Regions from separate parts of the Homo sapiens genome. Here region 2 is linked to region 1. A link is a loop called in an ENCODE intact Hi-C map of the cell type or tissue named here. Cell type or tissue: endothelial cell of umbilical vein. All regions are shown on one strand. Each heading gives the region's core, and the rest is flanking DNA. Links, peaks and the distances in the headings are about the cores only. Region 1 overlaps TRPM3 (transient receptor potential cation channel subfamily M member 3). Region 2 overlaps KLF9-DT (KLF9 divergent transcript).

Region 1 (12,103 bases), core at 127-5,126:
AGCAAAAGAACCCAAAGCTCCTGCAGCCCCTGCCAACACCTTGGCCATTGTTCCTGATTCCAGAAGACCATCATCGTGTATAGACATCTATGTCTCTGCTATGGATGAGCTCCACTGTGATATAGACCCTCTGGACAATTCCGTGAACATCCTTGGGCTGGGCGAGCCAAGCTTTTCAACTCCAGTACCTTCCACAGCCCCTTCAAGTAGTGCCTATGCAACACTTGCACCCACAGACAGACCTCCAAGCCGGAGCATTGATTTTGAGGACATCACCTCCATGGACACTAGATCTTTTTCTTCAGACTACACCCACCTCCCAGAATGCCAAAACCCCTGGGACTCAGAGCCTCCGATGTACCACACCATTGAGCGTTCCAAAAGTAGCCGCTACCTAGCCACCACACCCTTTCTTCTAGAAGAGGCTCCCATTGTGAAATCTCATAGCTTTATGTTTTCCCCCTCAAGGAGCTATTATGCCAACTTTGGGGTGCCTGTAAAAACAGCAGAATACACAAGTATTACAGACTGTATTGACACAAGGTGTGTCAATGCCCCTCAAGCAATTGCGGACAGAGCTGCCTTCCCTGGAGGTCTTGGAGACAAAGTGGAGGACTTAACTTGCTGCCATCCAGAGCGAGAAGCAGAACTGAGTCACCCCAGCTCTGACAGTGAGGAGAATGAGGCCAAAGGCCGCAGAGCCACCATTGCAATATCCTCCCAGGAGGGTGATAACTCAGAGAGAACCCTGTCCAACAACATCACTGTTCCCAAGATAGAGCGCGCCAACAGCTACTCGGCAGAGGAGCCAAGTGCGCCATATGCACACACCAGGAAGAGCTTCTCCATCAGTGACAAACTCGACAGGCAGCGGAACACAGCAAGCCTGCGAAATCCCTTCCAGAGAAGCAAGTCCTCCAAGCCGGAGGGCCGAGGGGACAGCCTGTCCATGAGGAGACTGTCCAGAACATCGGCTTTCCAAAGCTTTGAAAGCAAGCACAACTAAACCTTCTTAATATCCGCCACAGAAGGCTCAAGAATCCAGCCCTAAAATTCTCTCCAACTCCAGTTTTTCCCCTTTCCTTGAATCATACCTGCTTTATTCTTAGCTGAGCAAAACAAGCAATGCTTTGGGAGGTGTTAACTCAAAGGTGACTTCTGGGCCACAGATCAAGAAAGCATTTGATCTGACCCAGTGCCAGACACAGGGGATTTAAGGCATGTTCACACTTGCTGGGCAGGGAGGGGGAAGAGAGGGAGAAGGAAGGGTTAGAGATGAATGTGTATCCGCAGTCACAGCAGAAAGCCATGAGAGCAGGGGAAACAAGGGGCTTCGAGCACGCTCCATGCCAGGAGGCATCTGTTGATTTCTGACCATTATCAAGAGTTGTAGGATGCAGGGCTAAATTGCAAAATAAAATAAAATAGCCAGCGTACACAATGAGATATTCTAAACTTCCATTCTGTTTTCTTTTCACATTGGCTCCATCACTGGTGACTGATGAAGAGCATCCTCTTTATTCAGTATAAGCCGGCAGCAAGCAGTTCTACCTAACGTCCCACATCCTTCTCATGCCAACACTTCTGTAATTGATCATTATAAAGAAAAAACAAGGTAACAGTCATAGTTCACCTGTCTCTTATCTATTCACTTCTGGTGCCACAACTGTTTATCCTTTTTTGAAGAAAATAAGGGAACAGAAATGCCTTTTTGTATTGCAATCGAAATGAAAGAAGAGTTGATGTTAAAAAAACAAAAGTCAAGTGATTTATTATATACAGTGGGCGTTCAAGTCTAGTCGAGCAAGCTCAGGAGAATGTAATTAAATAATTTTATATTTTTTAATTTATTTTGTATCTCACCTGTCATGGATGAATTCATTCACTGAATATGTAATATTGAACTTAAAAAAAAAAAAAAAAAAACAGTGGACAGAACTAGCCTGAAATTGCCATGTGGGATGTTCTGTTCTCACCGTTCATGTCGTGTGTTGTGCTGCTGTGTGACCGTCATCATTTGCATGGCTCCACCACGTCCTCCTGAACACCTCCAAGACGTAACTGCCAATTTTTCACACCACTCATCACATGACCATTTTGTATATGAATATATGGTTATATGTGGATATTTTCATACCTAGAGTTTTGCCATCTAATCTGAGCTCAGCATAAATTTAATTGGAGTTTTTCAAGGGCTGGTATCTTTTCTATGGAAATGTTCCAAAGTACTTTTTAAGGAAGTTTCAAAACTATAAATAACCTTAGATTTGACTGGGAGTTTGGTATCAACCCAAAGCCATCAGTTGCAAGCATACCATGAATATTTTTCTTATAGACAGAGCTATAAAAAAAGATACAGTAGACCAAAATAGAAAGCAAATAAACCATATAAAGAGTTCTATAGTATATGCCACTTATACACATGTATATGCATTTATGCAGAGACACATATTTATATATAAAATAAATGGACATAAAGAGCTTTCTTAAGAGGCTTGGACTTTTCTATCACCTTGAAGTATAATCAAGATTTTTTTTAATATACAAGAAGTTCCATTGAAAGAGTTCATTATACTATTAGACCAAATGTTGAAATTATGAATTTTTTAAATTCCTATGACTTTTCCTCATATCAAACTAGAGTTGTCAAAATGACTCACTGCTCGCCTTCTGCCCTTTTTTGTCTGAAATCACTCACTATCAGGACATCTCATTTAGTCTCGCTTTTCCTAAACAAAGTTTTTACACCACGTACAATCTGAATAGACACGCAACTTTAAACCAGCTAGTGTTACAGACTCTAAAGTAGAGGCATAATCTTCTAGATCAGAATCTGGATTGGAAGTGGGATAAAGAAATCTTGACCCCAAATCTTTGGATTCCTATTTGGCTCATTAACGTTTAAAAAAGAATAAAGCCTTTAAGGAAAACAATCTATTGTTCCTGGCCTGAGATACTACCTGGTTCTTTTGTTTAATTATAATTGAAAACACCAAGTTTTACTTTATTTTGTGAAATCAAGTAAATACATGGCCTTTAAATATAAGATAAAAAACAAAATAAAAACTCTTCTGAATAAGCATTTCAGGTATAAAAATTGTGATGAGGTCACATATGTAAAGAATTAAACAATTCCTTTTTCACTCCTTGGCATTTAGGTGAATTGCTAACAAACACCCAGACTCCCTTATTTACAGCTGTTCTAGAAACACTTAACATTTTATTGGGCCCCACGCTGGCTATTTCCCTCTCAGCAAACATGCACTGGGTCTGAGAATAAATCAGTCGTTCTTAAACTTCCTTGAGTCATGAATCCCTACGAGGCTCTACGATAACTCTAGGCTCTCTCTCCAGAAAGAAAAAAAAAATGTACATAATGCAAAGTTGCAATATAACTTGAAAGGGTTCATGAGCCCCTGGTTCTATATTGATTATGAGGGAAAGGAACCATGTTTGCTCGTAGTTAATGCAGTTGTAATAGGCACTTTACATTTGAGACCATCTCTCTGTGATTCTCAGGAAGGCCAAATCTCAGCACCAGAGTTTGAACAAAGATTTTGTTATTTTTGTTCTTTAAATTAGATGTTGCCAATTTAATGCACTTACATCCTAACATGTTGATGATTTTAAGTATCAAGCACAATCACAATGCTGAAGTCTCCCTGAAGGGTCTATAGAGGAATCCAAGAAGGAGGTGAAAACATTATTCATTGACATCAAACACCTCCAAGGCCTCATTCTGGGCCAGATTGGAAGTGAGGGAAAGAAATTTTCAGCTCAAGTGTTTCCATTCATCGTGATTTCAGAGAGAAAAGGATAGGAACTGGGAAACGAAATACTCAACAGTCCTGATCTTGCAATTACCTGATTCTTTTGTTGTGCATGAAAATTAAGTTCTAACGTCTGTGAAACGTGTGAAATATATAAGCCAAACTTAAATGACTGTAGACACAAACTGTGTAACTTCCATGAGCCATTTCCTTCCTGTGCACATGTATGTGTGTTATTTTTCAGTCCATTTCCTTCCATTTCTGGGTTCTCTGTGCAGCAATGTGGCATTGATTCTGTGGCCTTGTGCAGTCAGCTTATGCTCAGCCCATTGATTCCACCACATCCCTGATCGAGGGGACGTTAATTACCTGTCTTTGTGAATTAAGCAGTTTATGAGCAGCAAGTTACTGAGGACCGTAAATAAAGTCATAGAGAGCTCAAGGAAGTAATAGCTTCGGTTTAATCATCTGCTTCAAAGGTGCCAATTTTTACATACTACTATATGTAATGATTTGTTCTAAATTGCTTGTTCCTTTTGAAAAAAATTTAAGGATGTTTTATGAAAATGACCATGGAGGTCTCCTGCTTAACCAATATACTTTATATTTATAGTTAGAGGGCCCCTCCTTGATAGATTTGAATGAGGAGCTGGAAAGCTTGGGTACAATTTTCATGACTAGTTTGTATTATCTCTGCAAGCCAAAAGGTGTATTAGCAGTCAGAATACAGCACTTTACAGAACTGGATTTTTTAAATGTATAAGTTTCCAGGTCTAGGATATTATTTAGCACTTTGAAAGTTCCCCTTTTAAAATATATATATAAGAATAATCAAACGAGAAAAATGTACTCATAAAAACACAAAATGTGTTTCTTCTGAATGTTTCAAATGTATTCTAAAATATGGTTTCTATAGATAATATTATGGTAGATAACTGGATAGTACTTTTTTACTTTCTGAGTCTGTACAGTCTAATCTTCCTGAATGTTTGGGCTGTTTAATTTCTTTAAAGATGATAAATATTACCCGGTCATCCATCATGCTCTATCTATAGGCTATACCATTCATATGTTGGGCAATGCTGTATTATAAAACACATGTAAACATGTATGTAACCCATGTTTAACCCAGCGTAGTTGTAGCATGTGGTTGTATTAATGAACGTTACAGGAGAGCTTTATAATCATTTATAAATCTGTAACATTCAATAAAGAAACACATGTTGCAATGATTAATTATGTTCCCAATTCCATGTTATTTAGCATCTTTGTGAACCGGGCATTTTTGTTCCTGATCTGCTTGATGCTTTTCATGTTCCTTTGGACCACTGTAAAATATGTGTGTAAGCTGATGTATATCCTCTAATGAGTCCTGCGAGCTGTGGTAGGCAAGTTGTGATTTTGTGAAAGATGAACTGGCATGTTATGCAAAAGACTATATGACAAATGAACTTAAAATGATATTTTAAACTCCAGTTGAATTAGCTGTTTACATCTGCCAACCCCATGCAGAAGCAGTGTACAGTATTTTATAAATATGTTCATTTAGTAACACTATGTTGTTTCTAGATAAAGTGATACTAGTGTGTAGGTGGTTATATATTTGGCCTAGATATTGCATTATAACTCACTATCCTTGAACAATAACAATGTGACTGAAATGAAGTAATCTCTCTCCAAACCTGGTCTTAATTTTGTGTCAACAAAATGCATGCACTGCTTTATGCATTTCTTTTGACTTTTCTAAGGCACTTAACATTTTACTATTGCCTGCTGTGACGCTTAAGCCAGTTAAGAATTCACTCAAACAGTTGGGCTTCTTACTATGGGGATTATGTTCAGTTTTGAAAAATTAAAAACAAAAAAAAAGTAACCAAGGGATTTTTAAATCTTTTTTTTAAGCACTGAACAAATAATATGAAATAAAGTATTAACTGCAGGTTGTATAGCCATGGGACCCAGAGGTGGCAAGCCAACACCTCTTGGGTCTGCCAAGGTCTAGGTGTTGTGCATCTGTGATATATGCAAGACACATTTCTGATTCTTCAGAGCTACTGGGTGCAAATTGCTAAGCCGGAGATGAGAGCGAAAAGTCCATTTGTGATAGTGCAGAAGTGCGCAGATCGCTGTGAATGTGTGATCCAATGATATGACAAGAGACCTCCCTCCTTGTCTTGTGGCTTCTTCACCTTGGGGGTGGGAGGCGTGTGTTTGGGTGTCTGATGAAGCACTGGGTGGTTCTAAAGAGTTTACTCTTTTAGAAAATCATCATTACTAGAAGCCATTCAACATCTGTTAAAGAGAGGAGCCAATTTGCACAGTTTTGAAAATGACTGCTCCTAAAATGAGTAGACAAAACTTTCCTCTCAGCCTGCATTGACCTAAGCTTTCTCTTCTTTTTACAAGTTGGATATTCTGTCTCTCAGATTGGAGTCAACCAAAAGAAAGGCTGGTTCCAATTAAGGAAAAGCAATTTTTTTCTTTTAATTCCTCTCAGAAGGTAGTTGTGTTACCTTTTCTCTGATGATTTCCTTGCACTCATCACTGCTAATGAAAGCAACGTGACTGTTTCTACAGGTCATCTAAGAGAGGATTTTGGTGACCAGGTAATCCAGATGGCAATAAGAATGAGGTGAATTTTCCCTTCCTTACCTTACCTAGTCTACCAGCCTCCTTAAACCTGCAGGCCCTTGTGCGTTTGCACAATGTTTGTGTGCTGGAAACTGAAAAGACATGTGTATGGCTAGAAGTCCATAGGCTTTGTAAAGAGTGTCAGTGCCAATCAGGACCCATGCCTTCCTCTGGAGGAGACAGGTGGCTGAGGCCTATGGGGCAAAGGGGGAAATTCAGCCTTGTGCCTGGATGTGCGGCTTTCTTTCTCCCCTCTTCTTGCTTCTCTTCTCTTAGTCTAAGACTAGCTGCTTTTTCACCAGACCAACAGACCCTTGCCCACATTACCTTTATACCTTGTTGACCCTCGCACAGTAAGCTGAAACAGCGGCCGCTTGGAAAAAGGCAAACATTTAGACTTTGTCCCAGGCCTGATCTTCCCACCAACTTAGCCTCCTCCTGCCTCTACCCCGGCTGGTGTTCACATTGACCTCGTCCAATTTTTGCCTCTCTAAATCTCAAGAGTCCTACACATCTTCACCGCAGCTTCCCACACATCATTAAAACCAGCCATCTGCACATAGACTGAGAGGCTGCAAATTCAAACACATGGAGGGGCCGGATCCAGAAAACACAAATGTGTGAACTGGACTGGTGAAAGTCAACAGAAGTAGGGTTTGTAAGTAAGGCATGACAGAATACACATCCCACCACAAACACCTTCAAATTCAGCTTTCCAAACACTGTCCTAGCCAAACAAACATGTCTGCCAGCAGCATTCAGTCCCAAAGGCAATAGTTTGGGACCTCTGATTTAGAGCCAACAGGATCAGATTCTTGATAGTGACTTGGTGAGTGTACACACAAAATACACTGAGAACCGAGAGGGGGGAAAAGAAACTCGCCTTATTCAGAGTTACTCTTGTTCTGAATGATATATGCATGTATATTTGTTAGCCACATAATTCTAAACTTGAACACAGAGTCTTTGTGAGAGAGATTCAGAAGAAGAGTACCATAGCATGGTATGAAGACTTACCTGCTTCCTGTCACTACTGCGTCTGACCTGAGTTTATATTGCTGCTACCGCTGTGTAAAAACAGTACGTGCAGTATACTGTACTCATAGCCATTTCATAATATAGGACCTAGACTCTCATTTGTAAACGTTCTAACCCTAGTTTATAATGGGGGAAATTATTCAGATATCATTTTTAAATGAATTCCTACAAATACAATGGTTTTAAAATTGGGTTTGCTGAATATATATACATCTTTTCCTTCTTTGTGTATGGATGGACCACGGTATGCATATCTATCGACACTATAAATATATATAAATCCTTAGAAGAATTGTTCTTTTTTAAAGGTCTATTATTGGATTCACAATGCACTTTGAGTTTGATTGTTTAGATATACAATTCAGAGCAGAAGTTGGCAGATACCACGGGAAAAACTTTCTGAAATTTCTGTAACAAATGTTTTGCAATAAAAAAAAAAACTCAGTAGTTTAAAACATGACTTGGACTTCTTTGTGCACTTATTTGCTGCCATCTAATCTTCACCATCCTCATCCTAAGAACTTTTGGAGTAGAGATAATTGCCTAGGGCTCCACAAATTACTTGTTCCGGTGAGCAGAAGTTGCAAACTGGTAGCCTGTGGGTCATATCTAACCAGTAGGAAAAGGGTATTATTGGCCAGCAATTTTTTTTTTTAATTTGGAACATTTAAAAATTGAGCCTGGGCACAGTGGCTTACTCCTGTAATCCCTGCACTTTGGGAGTCCAGGGTGGGAAAATCCCTTGAGATAAGGAGTTCGAGACCAGCCTGGCCAACACGGTGAAACCCCATCTCTATTAAAAATACAAAAATTAGCCGGGTATGGTGGCACATGCCTGTAGTCCCAGCTACTCTGGAGGCTGAGATGGGAGGATTGCTTGGACCCAGGAGGTCGAGGCTGCAATGAGCCAAGATGGCACCACTGCACTCCAGCCTGCCTAGGCAACAGGTCGAGACTCTGACTCAAAAGTAAATAAATAAATAAATAAATAATTGACAGATTTCACATCTAATTCCAGATTTCTAGCTTCTTTTAAAAAACCTGAAGATCTGGTAATATAAGACCCATGTTTTCATATGACAATAATCAGCTGAATCATGGCATCTTGGGTGCTCTTTTAGAAGGAGCCTGTACTCTCTAATATACCACAGTCCCCACCATTCTCAAGTTCCCTTTACTCAGAGCATTACCTGGATGGCCCCTACATGTACTGGGAGGATGAAATTCAGCCCATAACAGTGGGTGAATTTGTGAGTGGAAATGTAGTGGTCTTTTACAATTTTAATTTCTTTTAAGGTAAAGGAATCAGAATACAAGAATCAACTGGAAACAACATATGTGTTGGTCAACAGGAGAAAATAACTGATTATGATACATGATTAAAAATAATTAAATTTTGTGTATTGACATAGATGTCATTGCTATATTCTTAAGTCTATTTAAAAAGAAGTACAGAGAAGCATATATGGTCTGTCTCAGTCCATTTGGGCTGCTATAACAAAATACCTTAGGCTGGGTGATTAATTTATAAAAAGAGAAACTTATTGCTTACAGTTCTGGAGGCTGGGAAGGCCAAGATCAAGGCACCAGCAGACTCGGTGTCTGGTAAGGGCTTGCTCTCTGCTTCACAGATGGCACCTTCCTGCAGCCTCACATGGGGGAAGGTGCAAGGGAGCTTCCTTGAGCCTCTTTTAAAAGGACACTAATCCCAGTCGTGATGGTGAAGCCTTCATAACTTAATCACTTCCCAAAGATCCCTAATACTATCACACTATTAGTTTCGAACGTGAATTTTAAGGTGACACCAACATTCAGACCATAGCATGTTCTAATATCAATTTTTGTAAAAATTAAACCAGGCATATAGATTATGGATGTATTTGCATATGAATAGTAAAAGTCCAAAAGAATATCACAGAAGAGAATAAAATTTTTGCAACAGAACTTTTTTTTCACAAAAATTCAAATGCTGTGTAAGGGCAACCTAAAGTGACCTAAGTAAAATTAATGCAAGTATCACTAGACATGAACCAGGAGGATTTTCTTTGCTTTCTTTCTCCTCAGAAACCTGTTGTAGGTATTGTGACAATAATCATAAGCCTTATAATGGCAGGTCATCTTCTCCAAGGTATGGTAAAGCTGGAATAAAAGAAAATAAAAATGGTAGCAATGGTTTAACTATTAATGTTGGGAAATTATAATTTTAGGCATAAATATAATCAATGCCTTTTGAGCAGCTACTTTGTTCCTCTAGAAGAACTGAAAATTTTATTAAAAAAGCAAGACAGTCATGACTAAAAAGATAATTACATGTTTTAGTTATTTAATTAGAGCTGTTGAAAAAATGGGGACAAGCAGCCTAAGTTTAGCTCATCAACACTAAAACTATTCAAGTAGAAGCAAAATAGCCACCAGAAAGGCAGCGTATGGATGGTTTCCCACATTTGGGTTGGAAATTGGACTAAAAAATCTGCTCTGAGACTCTGTGTAGAACAGACTCAAAATCTTCTTAGAATAAAAGGAAAGAATGAACATTTGTAGCCTAGAAGGACCTGAAGGAATCGGGCAAGACTAAAGAAGCCAGGAGGTAGAGTCTGGCATTTCCAAGCCTGGAGTCCCAGGCAAAAACAAAGGTGTAGCCGCAAGAATAATTGAGGCAGGCCAGGCGCGGTGGCTCACACCTGTAATCCCAGCACTTTGGAAGGCCAAGGCAGGTGGATCACCTGAGGTCGGGAGTTCGAGACCAGCCTGACCAGTAGAGAGTATTTTAGTCTCTACTAAAAGTACAAAATTAGCCAGGCATGGTGGTGCATGCCTATAATCCCAGCTACTCGGGAGGCTGATGCAGGAGAATTGCTTGAACCCAGGAGGTGGAGGTTACGGTGAGCCAAGATCGCACCATCACACTCCTGCCTGGGCAACAAGAGCAAAACTCCACGTCAAAAAAAAAAAGAAAAGAAAGAATAATTGAGACAAATGCCTGGGCTCCAGTTGGAAACCAACCTAACCAGAGCGGAGGATTCACATTGGAGATTTGCCGGAAAGTATGGCAATCCCTTATATTCATTTAATCTCAACACATTTATGAGATTGCCATTAATATTCCCATGTCCCAGATGGGAAAAAATGGGGTTCATTATTTTATTTTGTTTTATTTTATTATTTTGAGACAGGGTCTCACTTTTTTGCCCAGGCTGGAGTGCAGTGGCATAATCTCGGCTCACTGCAACCTCTGCCTCCCAGGTTCAAGCAATTCTCCTGCCTCAGCCTCCCTAGTAGCTGAGACTACAGGCACACACCACAAGGCCTGGCTAATTTTTGTATTTTTAGTAGAGTTGAGATTTCACCATGTTGGCCAGGCTAGTCTTGAACTCCTGACCTCAAGTGATCTGCCCGCCTCGGCCTCCCAAAGTGCTGGATTACAGACCTGAGCCACCGCACCCAGCCCCATCATTTTATACATCAATGGTTTGAACGTTATTCTGTGATGAAAAGAAAGCGACTGAAAAATTCTGGTCCAAAATGTGGGCTGTAACATTATGGCATGGCAAGGGAGAGGGTAGGTACAGTGAGACTAATTGCAGGATTCCAGGCTCCAGGTGATAAAACCTTATAGATTAAAAGACACTTTGGAGAAATTTCACAACTCAATTCAGGAAATATTTCTTGGATATCCACAATTTGAAAAACACTTGACTAAGTGCTAGTACCTTCTGTGTGAAATGTCAGCCTCTTACTCAATTTCCTGGTGAACAATTAGTCATATTTCATAGAGGACTATTTTTCAGTGTATGAGCATGACTTGAAATGCCTCCTTGCTGGCAGTCATTTTGTGCAATATGGAAGAGCTCTATACCTTTGGCTACACCCTTAGAGAAGGAGGCATTGACCCAAGAACACCAATCAGAGTTTTTTCTTTGAGGATCTGGAATAGAGTTGAGAGAGCTGAGCAATTCCGGGTATTGAAACCATAACTTATAGTCTCAGGAATTGTCAGCAATCATGTTTCTACATACTGGCTGACTTGCAGAAGAAGTCAGTCTGCCAAAAAATACAGAAATTAATAAAGACACAGAGACGGGGCAGATACATAAAACGAAGTTTCTAGGCTCTTCCTGGAACATGGCTATCATCTCACCTTTGATGTCTAAAGCCATATCAGTATCTTTAAAATAAATTTTCTCTTTAGTAGGCTGAATAATGGCCCCCAAAGATGTCCATGTCCTAATCCTCAAAAATCTGTGAATGTTACCTTATATGGCAAAAGGGATTGTGCCAATGTGATTAAGAATCTGGAGATGGGTAGATGATCCTGGATTCTCCAGATGGGTCCAGTGTAATCACAAGAGACTTGTAAAAGTGAGGCAGGAGGAATCAGATTCAGAAAGTAGACTATGTGACAAGAGAAGCAGAGATTGAAGTAATACAATGTAAAGATGGAGGATGTGGCCACAAGCCAAGGAATACAGGAGCCCTCCAGAAGCTGGAAAAGACAAGGAATGCATTCCTCTCCTAGAGTCTCCAAAAGTAACTGGAACCACAGATATCTTGATTTTAGTTCCTTCAAACTCATTTTGGATTTCCGACTTTCAGAATTGTAAGAGAATAAATATGTGTTATTTTAATTCACTGTTTCTGGTGTTTTATTATAGCAGCAATAGGGA
Region 2 (12,103 bases), core at 3,466-8,465, 96 kb after region 1:
TAAAATTATCTGAGTCTAGTGTCATTAAAGTGATGATTTTTTTAAATTATCAAGCCACTATCTTGAATAGTTACTGATAATTATTGTCAATTCACTTTTAATGTGTTATATTTTTCTAGAAAATTATCCATTCTGTCAGAGTTTCTATTTTATTTATTTTTGGAGACAGGGTCTCAGTCTGTCACCCAGGCTGGAGTGCAGTGGCACAATCTCAGCTCACTGCAACCTCTGCCTCCTGGGTTCAAGCGATTCTCCTGCCTCAGCCTCCCAAGTAGCTGGGATTACAGGTGCCCACCATCATGCCTGGCTAATTTTTGTATTTTTTGTAAAGATGGGGTTTTACCATGTTGGCCAGGCTGGTCTCGAACTTCCAATCTCAAGTGATCCACCAGCCTCAGCCTCCCAAAGTGCTGAGATTGCAGGTGTGAGCCATCCCGCCCAGCCTGTGAGTTTTTAAATTTAACATCATAAACTAGTTCATATTCATCACTTGTGAATTTTAAAAATCTCTATCTGTGGTATAATTTCACTATTATTTATGCTTTTCTCTTTGATCCCTTGATTAATCTTGCCAGAAATTTGATAGTTTTATTAAACTTTTCAAAAAGTCAGCTTTTGCCTTCCTGAGATCCTCTATGGTTCCTTAATTTTCTATTTTATTTAATTTTAGCTTTATCATTACTATTTTCTTCATTTCACTTTCTTTAGATTTACCCTATTATTCCCTCTTTACCTTCTCAAGTACAATAATTTATTTTCAATTTTTCTTGAATGTGTCAAATGCTATAAATTTTATCTTAAGTGTTTTTTTTTTTTTTTTTTTTTTTGAGATGGAGTCTGTCGCCCAGGCTGGAGTGCAGTAGTGCAATCTCAGCTCACTGCAACCTCCGCCTTCTGGGATCAAGCAATTCTCCTGCCTCAGCCTCCCAAGTAACGGGGATTACAGGCATGCCCCCATGATGCTTGGCTAATTTTTGCATTTTTTTTTTAGTAGAGACAGGGTTTCACCATGTTGGCCAGGCTGATCTCGAACTCCTGACCTCAAGTGATCCACCTGCCTCGGCCTCCCAAAGAGTTGGGATTACAGGCGTGAGTCACTGCACCCAGCCCCCCAACAGTTTTTTTTTTTTTTTTTTTTTGAGATGGAGTTTCACTCATGTTGCCCAGGCTGGAGTGCAATGGCAAGATCTCAGCTCACTGCAACCTATGCCTCCCAGGTTCAAGTGATTCTCCTGCCTCAGCCTCCTGAGTAGCTGAGATTACAGGCATGTGCTACCTCACCCAGCTAATTTTTTTGTATTATTAATAGAGATGGGGTTTCACCATATTGGCCAGGCTGGTCTTGACTCCTGACCTCAAGTGATCCACCCACCTTGGCCTCCCGAAGTGCTGGGATTACAGGTGTGAGCCACCACACCCAGCCTAAGATCATTTTTAGATTGCTTTACTATTTTTATGTCACTTGCAATGAATTAATTTCTCCACTATTGACTGTGTTTCTTCTTTCTTTAGTTTTTGTTTGCTTCTTGTGCTGAAGTTTTTGGTTTGCAAGTTTATTTTGTATGGAAGGTTTTTGCTGTTCTCTCTCCTCACCATTCCTGGTCTAACAGTCTTGCAATTACCTCAACCCAGACCCACAGGATCCCCAAACTACAATTGGGTTTTATAATTGACAGCTCAGGAAAGATGTCCTAGGATAATATTGGTGATGCTGCTGTAAGGGGCTTGGTTTAGGTCCTGGCCAAAAGGGTCTTTCTGCTTCCCCCTACAGCACTACTCTGCCTTATATAACCTAGGGAGTGGTCAGTTTCATTTCTTTTAGACCCTCCTTTCAAAGAGGTGGAGGGATAGAGAGTGCCTCTCTCCAGGCCCTGGTTTTAAGCAGTGAACATATTTTTGGTTTTGTTTTAGTTTGTTTTTAGAGACAGGGTCTTGCTATGTTGCCCAGGCTAGAGTGCAGTGACTATTCACTAGCATAATCATAGCCCACTGCAGGCTCAAATTCCTGGCCTGAAGCAATCCTCCTACCTCAGTCTGCCAAGCAGCCGGGACTACAGGCATGTACCACCATGCCTGGTTTGAACCTGGTTTTGATCACCTGCCTGGCAGGACACTCAGGGCCACATTTCAAGGAAGAGTTGATTTATTAACTGCTTCTGCTTGATTTTGTGCCCAAGGCCAAGCTGAGCTATTGCTTCTTACTATTTTTCTGCTGCATTTCTGATTGACAAATTTTTATCTTTTTTTTTTTTTTTAAATAAAAACAGGGTCTTTCTATATTGCTCAGCTGGTCTCAGACTCCTAGGCTCAAGCAGTCCTCCCGCCTTAGCCTCCCAAAGTGCTGGGACTACAGGCATGAGCCACTGCTCCCAGCCTTATCTTATTTTTTAGCATGGCTGTGTCTGTTATGTTTTCTCATTTTATAGTTTGTCTATTATTGGAATCATTGAAGCAAAGATAGTGATTGGAGCATAAATTTATAATACAGTCTTGACAGAAGTCTCCTGCTAATTCTTGTACCAGGCCTCAAGATGCAGAAGTCTTTGTCTACATGGAAAATTTTAATATTCAAAGATGCGGCAGAGATATGCCAGAAGTTGACTCAAAACCTCTATTTTGTAGGGCTGCAAACATTCATTGTTGGCCCACATGTCCTCCTTAAGTGGGGGACATTTGTTCAGCTTTGCCACTAATTATGTGCCTGACCATTGAAGTGGTGGTGGCCAGTTACCATCACAGGGTTGACCTCAGTGACCCACTGCTTAATGATCCCTTTGTCTGGTAGAATCACCCTTCCCTGAGGTTTCCAGTCAAAGAAAGAGGAACAGAACTACTGGTAAGTAAATACATGTTTAAAATGTTAAAAAAACATTCAAATATTGATTTACCTTTCAACTCACAAGGATATGCATCCCAAATTAGGAATATGTGGTAATGTAGCAGCAATGGGGTGGGAGCTACATGAAAAGCTACCAGATAAATACTATCCACCAAGTCTTCCTGGGGTGACAATTTTACAATTAAATTTTGATAAGAAGAAAATTATTTTTATATTAAAACAAATGCAGATAGAATACTAAAGCCATATGAATTTTTATAATAAAGCACCACTCTTCAAAGAAATGAGAAAAAAAATTGCTGTTTTCCTTTGAGTTCAGCCCTTAGAATCTCACAAGTTCACTCCTCTGGACTGTTGGGATATTTTGGTGCAAAAGTTAGAGAGGAATCATCATAAATGAATGAGTTAAAATACAAGACTAAAAGGTGGAATGAGAATGTCCATTTTGGACCAGGCACCATGGCTCACGCCTGTAATCCCAACACTTTGGGAGGCCAAGGTGGGCAGGTCACTTGAGCCCAGGAGTTCCAGACCAGCCTGGGTAACATAGTGAGACCCTGTTTCTTTGTTTTGTTTTGTTTTGACATGGAGCTGTGCTCCGTTGCCCAGGCTGGAGTACAGTGGCACAACCTCGGCTCACTTGCAACCTCCGCCTCCCAGGTTCAAGGGATTCTCCTGCCTCAGCCTCCCTGAACTCAGGTGATCCACCTGCCTCGGCCTCCTTTTGGTATTCATCATCGCCAACATTACATGCTTCCCAGAGCTCTAAGCCTTCTCTAACAGAACAAAATTTCCTATTGACAGGGAGCCCTACTGAGCATTCATTCATTTACCAAATCATTCACTCATCTTTTTTTGTTTTGTTATTCCTAGCCTGTTACTGTTTCATGGATTTACTCATCTTTATATTTTCTCTTACATGTTAGCAATTTTTCACCATAAAAGCTCTCCAAAAGATATGCCATTTTGTGATTTTCTTTCCTTTTCTTCCTTCTTCCCCTTCCCTTTCCTTCCTCCCCTTCCCTTTCCTTCCTTCCCTTCCCTTTTTTATTTTAGTTAACAGTCTTTTTACTCAAAAACTCATTATATAAACAATGAACAGAAGTAATATTTCTTCATTGGGATTTCAAGCAAAAACCCACTCACCTTTTTTTTTTCTTTGACACAATTGTTTATTTTAGAAAATACTATTTGGAATAAATTTAAGTTGTGAGTCATGTTAGGTTAAACTCAAGATGTTAAACTCAAGATGTCTTCTTGTGTGTACATATGCCCAATGAAAGGACTGCGAGGCAGCGTCATCTATGGCTCTTTGATCTGCTGGGAACAGGCATTGTTTCCATATATTTCAAAGCACTCACACCTCTAGCTTTATGTTGCCCTAGAGATATTTTTCTGTGCTATAATTTTATTTTTAGTTCAGTATGGTGCAAAAGTAACCCAAAGGTTGAGAAATTGAAAAAGAAGAAAAAAAGAGTAAGTACAATAAACGTTTAATATGTTACCTTTTATGTATAAACTATATTTAACTTTCTTTTTTGAGACAGAGTCTCACTATGCTGCCCAGGATGGTCTTGAGCAAACCCTCGGCTTAAGGGATCCTCCCACCTCAGTCTCCCAGGCAGCTGAGAATACAGGCACACGCCACTGCAACCAGCCTATATTTAACTTTCCAACTGTTGTTTATTAAATTTTTTCATTCTTCTATTGATTTATTTTTCTGTCTGTGAAAACTGGTATCTTGGAGTGGGATAGAGCACAGTTTTTCCCATTAAAATGAATAGAGCTGTTTTTATTTTTATGTAACAGCTTTTGACTTGGTAGCAGAATTATAATGCACAAATTAAAGTCATTTGGTGGGAGATGAATACACTATGTTCAGGGCAGCCTATGAGGCTCTGGAAATGCAAAGATGAATTGAACACATATCCTACCTGGAACGCAAAATCTAATAGGAGAAAATGATAGGAAAAAGGAAACTTAAGAAGCAATGACACAAATGCTATACTAACAAAACAGGGAGAAACATCTCCTGCAACCAGGAGGATGGACTTCAAGTGGGCATATGAATTCGGGGTAGCGGGAGATGGTTCAAGGCTTTTGCTTAGTCCCCTCTCTTTCAGTAAAAATACTTATATCTTATTCCTTTAGGACTCTGTAAGTTAGCTAGGCTGCTAACCTGCAATAAAGTAACTTTAGGTGAACAGTTAGTGGCTAATAATTATCCAACTCTCTACTAGGCAACTCTACGTGATGGTCCCACAGAGATCTCAAACTCAACTCCTCCAAACCCAATTCTTCCTCCTCACCTATAGATTTGTGATTTCCACCATTGTCCAAGCCAGAAACCCAGGAGTCATCCTCATCCCTTCCCTTGCCCTTATCCACCAAATCGGATTCCCATGCTTCGTCCATCTTTTTGCCATTCTCCTATTCCGAGCTACTTCCATCTCTGTTTTGGACTCTTATCTCTGCTCCTTGGTGCCCTTCAATTCAGCTTACAGACAGAGAGGTATTTCTAAACACAGATTTTGGCTGGGTACAGTGGCTCAAGCCTGTAATTCCAGCACTTTGGGAGGCTGGGGTGGGAAGATCTCTTGAGATCAGGAGTTCAAGATCAGCCTGGGCAACATAGTGAGATCTCGTCTCTACAAAAAAAATTAGCCAGGTGTGGTGGTGCTTGCCTATAGTCCCAGCTACTAGGGAGGCTGAGGCAAAAGGATCGCTTGAGCCCAGGAGTTGGAGGCTGCAGTGAGCTAAAATTGTGCCACTATACTCCAGCCTGGGTGACAGAGCAAGACTCTGTCTAAAAATAAGTAAGATATTAATCTTACATCTTTTTCCTGACTAAAGACCCACATGGCTTGCTGTTGCCCTTGGATAAAAGTCACAAATATGGGTATTCAAAGCCCCATAAGTTCTACCCAGAACCTTCCTTCCCAGCCTCCCCTCTCTCTACGGCTGCCTTCCTGTGAGTCACTTCCTTCAGTTCCTTACATGCAGCATAATCTCTCACCTCAGGAACTTTGTACTTGCTGTTCCCTCTTCCTGGAACATCCATCCCCCGCCCATTTCCCCTGCTTGCTTAGCTAACTCCTCCTCAGCTTAGCTCTCAAGTTCTCCCTGATCCTCTGACAAGATGTTATGTTTTCCTCCCAGCACCCTTGCATTCTCCTGTCACAGCCCTAATCACAATTACTGCAATTGGTTATTTTCCTCTCCTTGTAGACTATGGGATCTGGGAAGGCAGGGCTTATGTGTGCTCTGTTCACCATTATATCCACAGTGCCAAGCCCAATGCTGACACAGCGGGGAGACCCAATCTGTTGAAGAATGAATGAATGAATGAATTGCTTCCTTTACATGTAATTATAGAAAATCACCTACAGGCTGTATGCTTTTTTTTTTTTTTTTTTTTTTTGAGACAGTTTCACACTTGTTGCCCAGGCTGGAGTGCAATGGCACAATCTTGTCTCACTCCAACCTCCGCCACCCAGCCCAGGCTCTATGCTTTAATCCAAAGAAATGGATTGTCAAGAAGTGCATTCTAGGCAGGGCACGGTGGCTCCTACCTGTAATCCCAGCACTTTGGGAGGCCAAGGTGGGCAGATCACCTGAGGTCAGGAATTCGAGACCAGCCTGGTCAGCATGGCGAAACCCTGTCTCTACTAAAACTACAAAAATTAGCCGGGCATGGTGGCAGGTACCTGTAATCCCAGTTACTCAGGAGGCTGAGGCAGGAGAATAGCTTGAACCCAGGAGGCAGAGGTTGCAGTAAGCTGAGATCATGCCACTGCACTCCAGCGTGGGCAACAGAGCAAGACTCCATCTCAAAAATAAAAACAAAAATAAATAAATACAATTAATTATTAATTTTCAAAAATTCAAAAATAAGTGGCTAGGACCAGGCACGGTGGCTCATCCTTGTAATCCCAGTACTTTGGGAGGCCGAGGCAGGCAGATCACCTGAGGTCAGGGGTTCAAGACCAGCCTGACCAACATACTGAAACCTCATCTCTACTAAAAATACAAAAATTAGCCAGATGTGGTGGCACACACCTGTAGTCCCAGCTACTACGGAGGCTGAGGTGGGAGGACGGCTTGAGCCCCAGGAGGTCAAGCCTGCAGTGAGCCGGAGTGCACTACTGCACTCCAGCCTGTGTAGCAGAGTGAGACCCTGACTCACAAAAAAAAAAAACAAAAAACAAAAAAAAACAACTCCAAAAATAAATTAAGGCTGGGTATAGTGGCTTATGCCTGTAATCCCAGAACTTTGAGAGGCTGAAGTAGGAGGATCATTTGAGCCCAGGAGTTTGAGGTTACAGCGAGCTATGACCATGTCACTGTACTCTAGCCTGGGTAACAGAGCGAGACCCTGTCTCTAAAATATAAAGAAAAGAAAATAATAAATCATTAATATAATTCACTACATTAACAGAATAAAAGCCCCCCAAAAAGTATGATTATCTCCATGGAAAAAGCACTTGTCAAAAATTCTTAGTAAAAACTCTCAACAAATTAGAAATAGAAGGGTACTTTCTCAATCTGATAAAGGATATCTACAAAAACCTACAGCCAACATCATACTTAATGGTTATGGTTTCTTAGGCAACTCCATACACTGCAGAGGAGTTCAAACTGGCATAAACTTTGTGGAGAGCAATCTGATAAGATATACCCAATCAGTCATTTGCTGTTTGCTCTCAGGTAAGATCAAAAACAAGGTAAAAATGCTCCCTACCTCCACGCTAGTCAACATTTTACTAGCGGTCTTAGCAAATACAAGCTAAGAAAAAGAAAGACATAAAGCTTAGAAGAAAAAGTGTCTTTATTCAGACATGGCATGATAGTACATGTGAAAAATAAAATCAACGTATGGGCCAGGGACGGTGCCTCACACCTGTAATCCCAGCACTTTGGGAGGCTGAGGCAGGAGGATCACTTGAGGCCAGGGGTTCAAGACACTGTCTCTGCGAAAAATGCAAAAAATAAATAAATAAACACATGGGATTGGGACAACTGGGTGTCATTTGGAGAAAATTAAGTTGGGTACATCCTGACTAATTATACTAGAAAAACTTTTTTTTTTTTTTTTTAAATGGAGTCTGGCTCTGTCACCCAGGCTAGAGTGCAGTGGCATGATCTGTGCTCATTGCAACCTCTGCCTCCTGGGTTCATGCGATTCTCCCGCCTCAGTATCCCAAGTAGCTGGGACTACAGATGTGTACCACCATGCCTGGCTAATTTTTTTAATTTTTGTAGAGACGGGTTTTCGCCATGTTGGCCAGGCTGGTCTCGAACTCCTGACCTCAGGTGATGCACCTGCCTCAGCCTCCCAAACAGTTGGGATTACAGGCATGAGCCACAGCACCCGGCATAGAAAAAACACTTTTTAATAGATAATGAAATCAAAGGCACTAGAGGAAATCATGGGACAATTATTATTTGTATGTGGAAGGCCTTTCCAATTATAAAATAATATCCAGAAGAATAAAAAATTAATAAATACAACAATAACAAAAAAAACCTTCTGCATATCTTATTGTAGAAGGGGGAAATAACTGCATGGCTAAAATACAGTAAGTAAAGTTAAATGGCAGAAATTGAGAAAAATATTTGTGACTCATACCACAGGCAAAGCGCCAAGATCCTAATATAGAGAGAATCTACAGGGGAAAAGCCTACAATCCAAAAGAAAACAGGCAAAGGAAATAGATGAAAAAGGAAATACCAAAAGCTCTCAAGCATATGAATATGAGAAGATTCTCAATCTCACCCATAATGAAAGAATGAAAATTAAAAGCACCCTGAAATGCCATTTTTATCAATAAGATTGGCAAAGCTCAAGCTTTTTCTTTGGGAACAGGGTCTTGCTATGTGCCCAGGCTAGAGTGCAGTGGCTGTTTTTCCCAGGTGCAATCCTAGTGCCTTGAATTCCTGGGCTCAAGTGATCCTCCTGCCTCAGCCTCCCCAGTAGCTGGAACTACAGGTGCACACCACTGTGCCTGGCTTCAAACACATTTTTAACATACTCATTGATGAGGATATGGAGAAACAGGCACTTTTATACATTGCTAGTAGGACTATAAACTTGTGCAAACTCTAAGGAAGACAATCTGACAACATCTATCAAAATTACAAACACATGGACCTTTTAACTCAGCAATCAGACTTCAAGAACTTATCATACAGGTGTGCTGCCCCAATGTGAAAGAAGGTTATTTGCTGAAGTATTTTTGAAATTCCAAAAGACACAAAGTAACCTAAATGTTGGGCAGTTTGTTAATAAATTTGTTACATAAATTAAGGTATATTTACATCAGAGTTCTATGGCAGCATTAAACATGAGAAAACAATATATCAAAGGTCAATATATAGAGGACCTTCATGTAGTTACCCTGAAGATATATTATTATGTTAATAAGCTGGGTGCTCATGCCTGTAATCCCAACACTTTAGGAGGTCGAGGCTGAAGGATCGCTTGGGTCCAGGAGCTCAAGACCAACCTGGGCAACACAGTGAGACCAGGAGACCCCGTCTCCATTTTTTTTAAAAAAAAAAAAAAGATATGTTAGTAAATAAGGTGCAGAATGGTTTTTAGTAACCATTTGTGTATAAATGTGGAAAATATATGTATTTGCTTGGATACACATAAAATATCTTGGGAAGGATTTAGAAAAAATAGTAATATTTGATTGCTTCTGGAAAAGGCATCTAGATAGCTGACGGAGAAGGTTGGGAAGAAAATTTTCCATTACATATCCTTTTATACTTTTTGAATTTTGACCCACATGAGTGTTTACTTATACAAAAGATAATTATTTTATTTTTATTTTTGAGAGATGACAGGAGATCTAACTATGTTGCCCACGCTAGAGAGCAATGGCTATTAACAGGTGTGATTATTGCATACTGCAGCCTCAAACTCCTGGCCTCATGCAATCCTCCTGCCTCAGCCTCCCAAGTAGCTGGCCCTATAGGCATACACCACTGTGCCTGGCTAAAGATATTTTTTAAATAGGGTAGGAGAATATAAAATAATGTAGAAAACATTCATAGAAACTTCTTAGCTAAAAAATAGATTTTAAAAAAAACAAGCGTGTGTTTTTAAAATATGTGCTATCAAAATACCAGTGAAATTCTTCACAGAAACAGAGAAAAAAATTCTGAAATTCATATGGAACTGCAGAAGGCCCCACATAGCCAAACCAGTCCTGAGCAAAAAGAACAAAGCTGGAGGCATCACACTACCTGACTTCAAAACATACTGCAAGGCTATAGTAGTCAAAACAGCATAGACCAGGCATGGTGGCTTATGCCTGTAATCCCAGCACTTTGGGAGGCCGAGGTGGATCACTTGAGGTCAGGAGTTCGATACCAGCCTAGGCAACATGACGAAACCCCATATCTACTAAAAATACAAAAATTAGGTGGACATGGTGGCAGATTCCTGTAATCCCAGCTACTCAATAGGCTGAGGCAAGAGAATTGCTTGAACCCGGGAGGCGGAGTTTGCAGTAAGCCAAGATTGTACCACTGCACTCCAGCCTGGGTGAAAGAGTGAGACTCTGCCTCAAAAAAAAACAAAACAAAACACAACAAAAAAAACACACATGATACTAACATAAAAACAGGCTCAAAGACCAAGGAACAGAATAGAGAACCCAGGCCGGGCACAGTGGCTCACACCTCTGTCTCAAAAAAAAAAAAAAAAAAAAAAAAAAAGAGAACCCAGAGATAAATCCACATATTTACAGCCAATTGATTTTCAATTGAGAACATTCAGTTGGGAAAGGACAATATCTTCAATTAATGGTGATGGACACTTAGGTTGATTCCATATCTTGGCTATTGTGAACAGTGCTGCAATAAACATGGGCACATGGATCTCTCTTTGATAATGCTGAGTTCCTTTCTTTTAGGTATATACCCAGCAATGAGATTGCTGGATCACATGGTAGATCTATCACTAATTTTCTGAGGTACCTCCATACTGTTTTCTCCATACTGATAGGAAGATCTACACTGGGAAAACTGGATAACCATAGGCAGAAAAATGAAACTAAACCCCCCATCTCTCACCATATACAAAAATCAAATCAAAATGGATTAAAGGCTTAAATGTAAGACCTGAAACTATGAAACTATTAGAGAAAAACAGTGGGAAAACACTTCAGGATACTGGTCTGGGCAAAGATTTTTTGGGTAGGACGTCAAGGACAAAGGCAAGAAAAGCAAAAATAGATAAATAGGATTGCATCAAGCTAAAAATGCTTCTGCACAGCAAAGGAAACAATCAGCAGAGTGAAGAGACAACCTTCGGAATAGGAGAAAATATTTGCAAACCATGCATCTGACAAGGGATTAATAAGCAGACTATGTAAGAAATTCAAAGAACTCCATAGCAAAAAAAAAAAAAAAAAAAATTCATCTAATTTTTTTTTTTTATTATACTCTAAGTTTTAGGGTACATGTGCACATTGTGCAAGTTAGTTACATATGTATACATGTGCCATGCTGGTGCGCTGCACCCACTAATGTGTCATCTAGCATTAGGTATATCTCCCAATGCTATCCCTCCCCCCTCCCCCCACCCCACCACAGTCCCCAGAGTGTGATATTCCCCTTCCTGTGTCCATGTGATCTCATTGTTCAATTCCCACCTATGAGTGAGAATATGCGGTGTTTGGTTTTTTGTTCTTGCGATAGTTTACTGAGAATGATGGTTTCCAATTTCATCCATGTCCCTACAAAGGACATGAACTCATCATTTTTTATGGCTGCATAGTATTCCATGGTGTATATGTGCCACATTTTCTTAATCCAGTCTATCATTGTTGGACATTTGGGTTGGTTCCAAGTCTTTGCTATCGTGAATAGTGCCGCAATAAACATACGTGTGCATGTGTCTTTATAGCAGCATGATTTATAGTCCTTTGGGTATATACCCAGTAATGGGATGGCTGGGTCAAATGGTATTTCTAGTTCTAGATCCCTGAGGAATCGCCACACTGACTTCCACAATGGTTGAACTAGTTTACAGTCCCACCAACAGTGTAAAAGTGTTCCTATTTCTCCACATCCTCTCCAGCACCTGTTGTTTCCTGACTTTTTAATGATTGCCATTCTAACTGGTGTGAGATGATATCTCATAGTGGTTTTGATTTGCATTTCTCTGATGGCCAGTGATGATGAGCATTTCTTCATGTGTTTTTTGGCTGCATAAATGTCTTCTTTTGAGAAGTGTCTGTTCATGTCCTTTGC

Evidence for each region. A loop is a pair of places that touch in the nucleus more often than their neighbours do. Peaks named below come from ENCODE experiments on the same cell type or tissue, not always from the same donor. Only the 100,000 strongest peaks of a DNase experiment are listed, where the experiment ranks them.
Region 2: a loop joins it to region 1, with 8 times the contacts of the local background. A loop is called at or near these places in 2 of 110 quality-filtered maps.

The regions. Positions count from the first base shown.
Region 1 is chr9:70,524,856-70,536,958 of GRCh38, reverse strand. TRPM3 (transient receptor potential cation channel subfamily M member 3) reads left to right here. Exons shown (of 26, transcript NM_001366145.2): 26 at 1-7,899. The coding sequence ends at 1,006. The region is part of intron 3 of KLF9-DT (KLF9 divergent transcript); the gene reads right to left. Among named protein-coding and RNA genes, the nearest start is that of KLF9, 120 kb to the right of the region's middle. In endothelial cell of umbilical vein, for the core only: no CTCF peak of the experiment used is centred there; DNase peaks (open chromatin) are centred at 2,688 and 3,988; H3K27ac peaks cover 2,405 bases.
Region 2 is chr9:70,432,525-70,444,627 of GRCh38, reverse strand. All of the region lies in intron 1 of KLF9-DT (KLF9 divergent transcript), which reads right to left. Among named protein-coding and RNA genes, the nearest start is that of KLF9, 24 kb to the right of the region's middle. RefSeq lists an enhancer at 5,761-6,055. In endothelial cell of umbilical vein, for the core only: no CTCF peak of the experiment used is centred there; a DNase peak (open chromatin) is centred at 5,897; H3K27ac peaks cover 3,098 bases.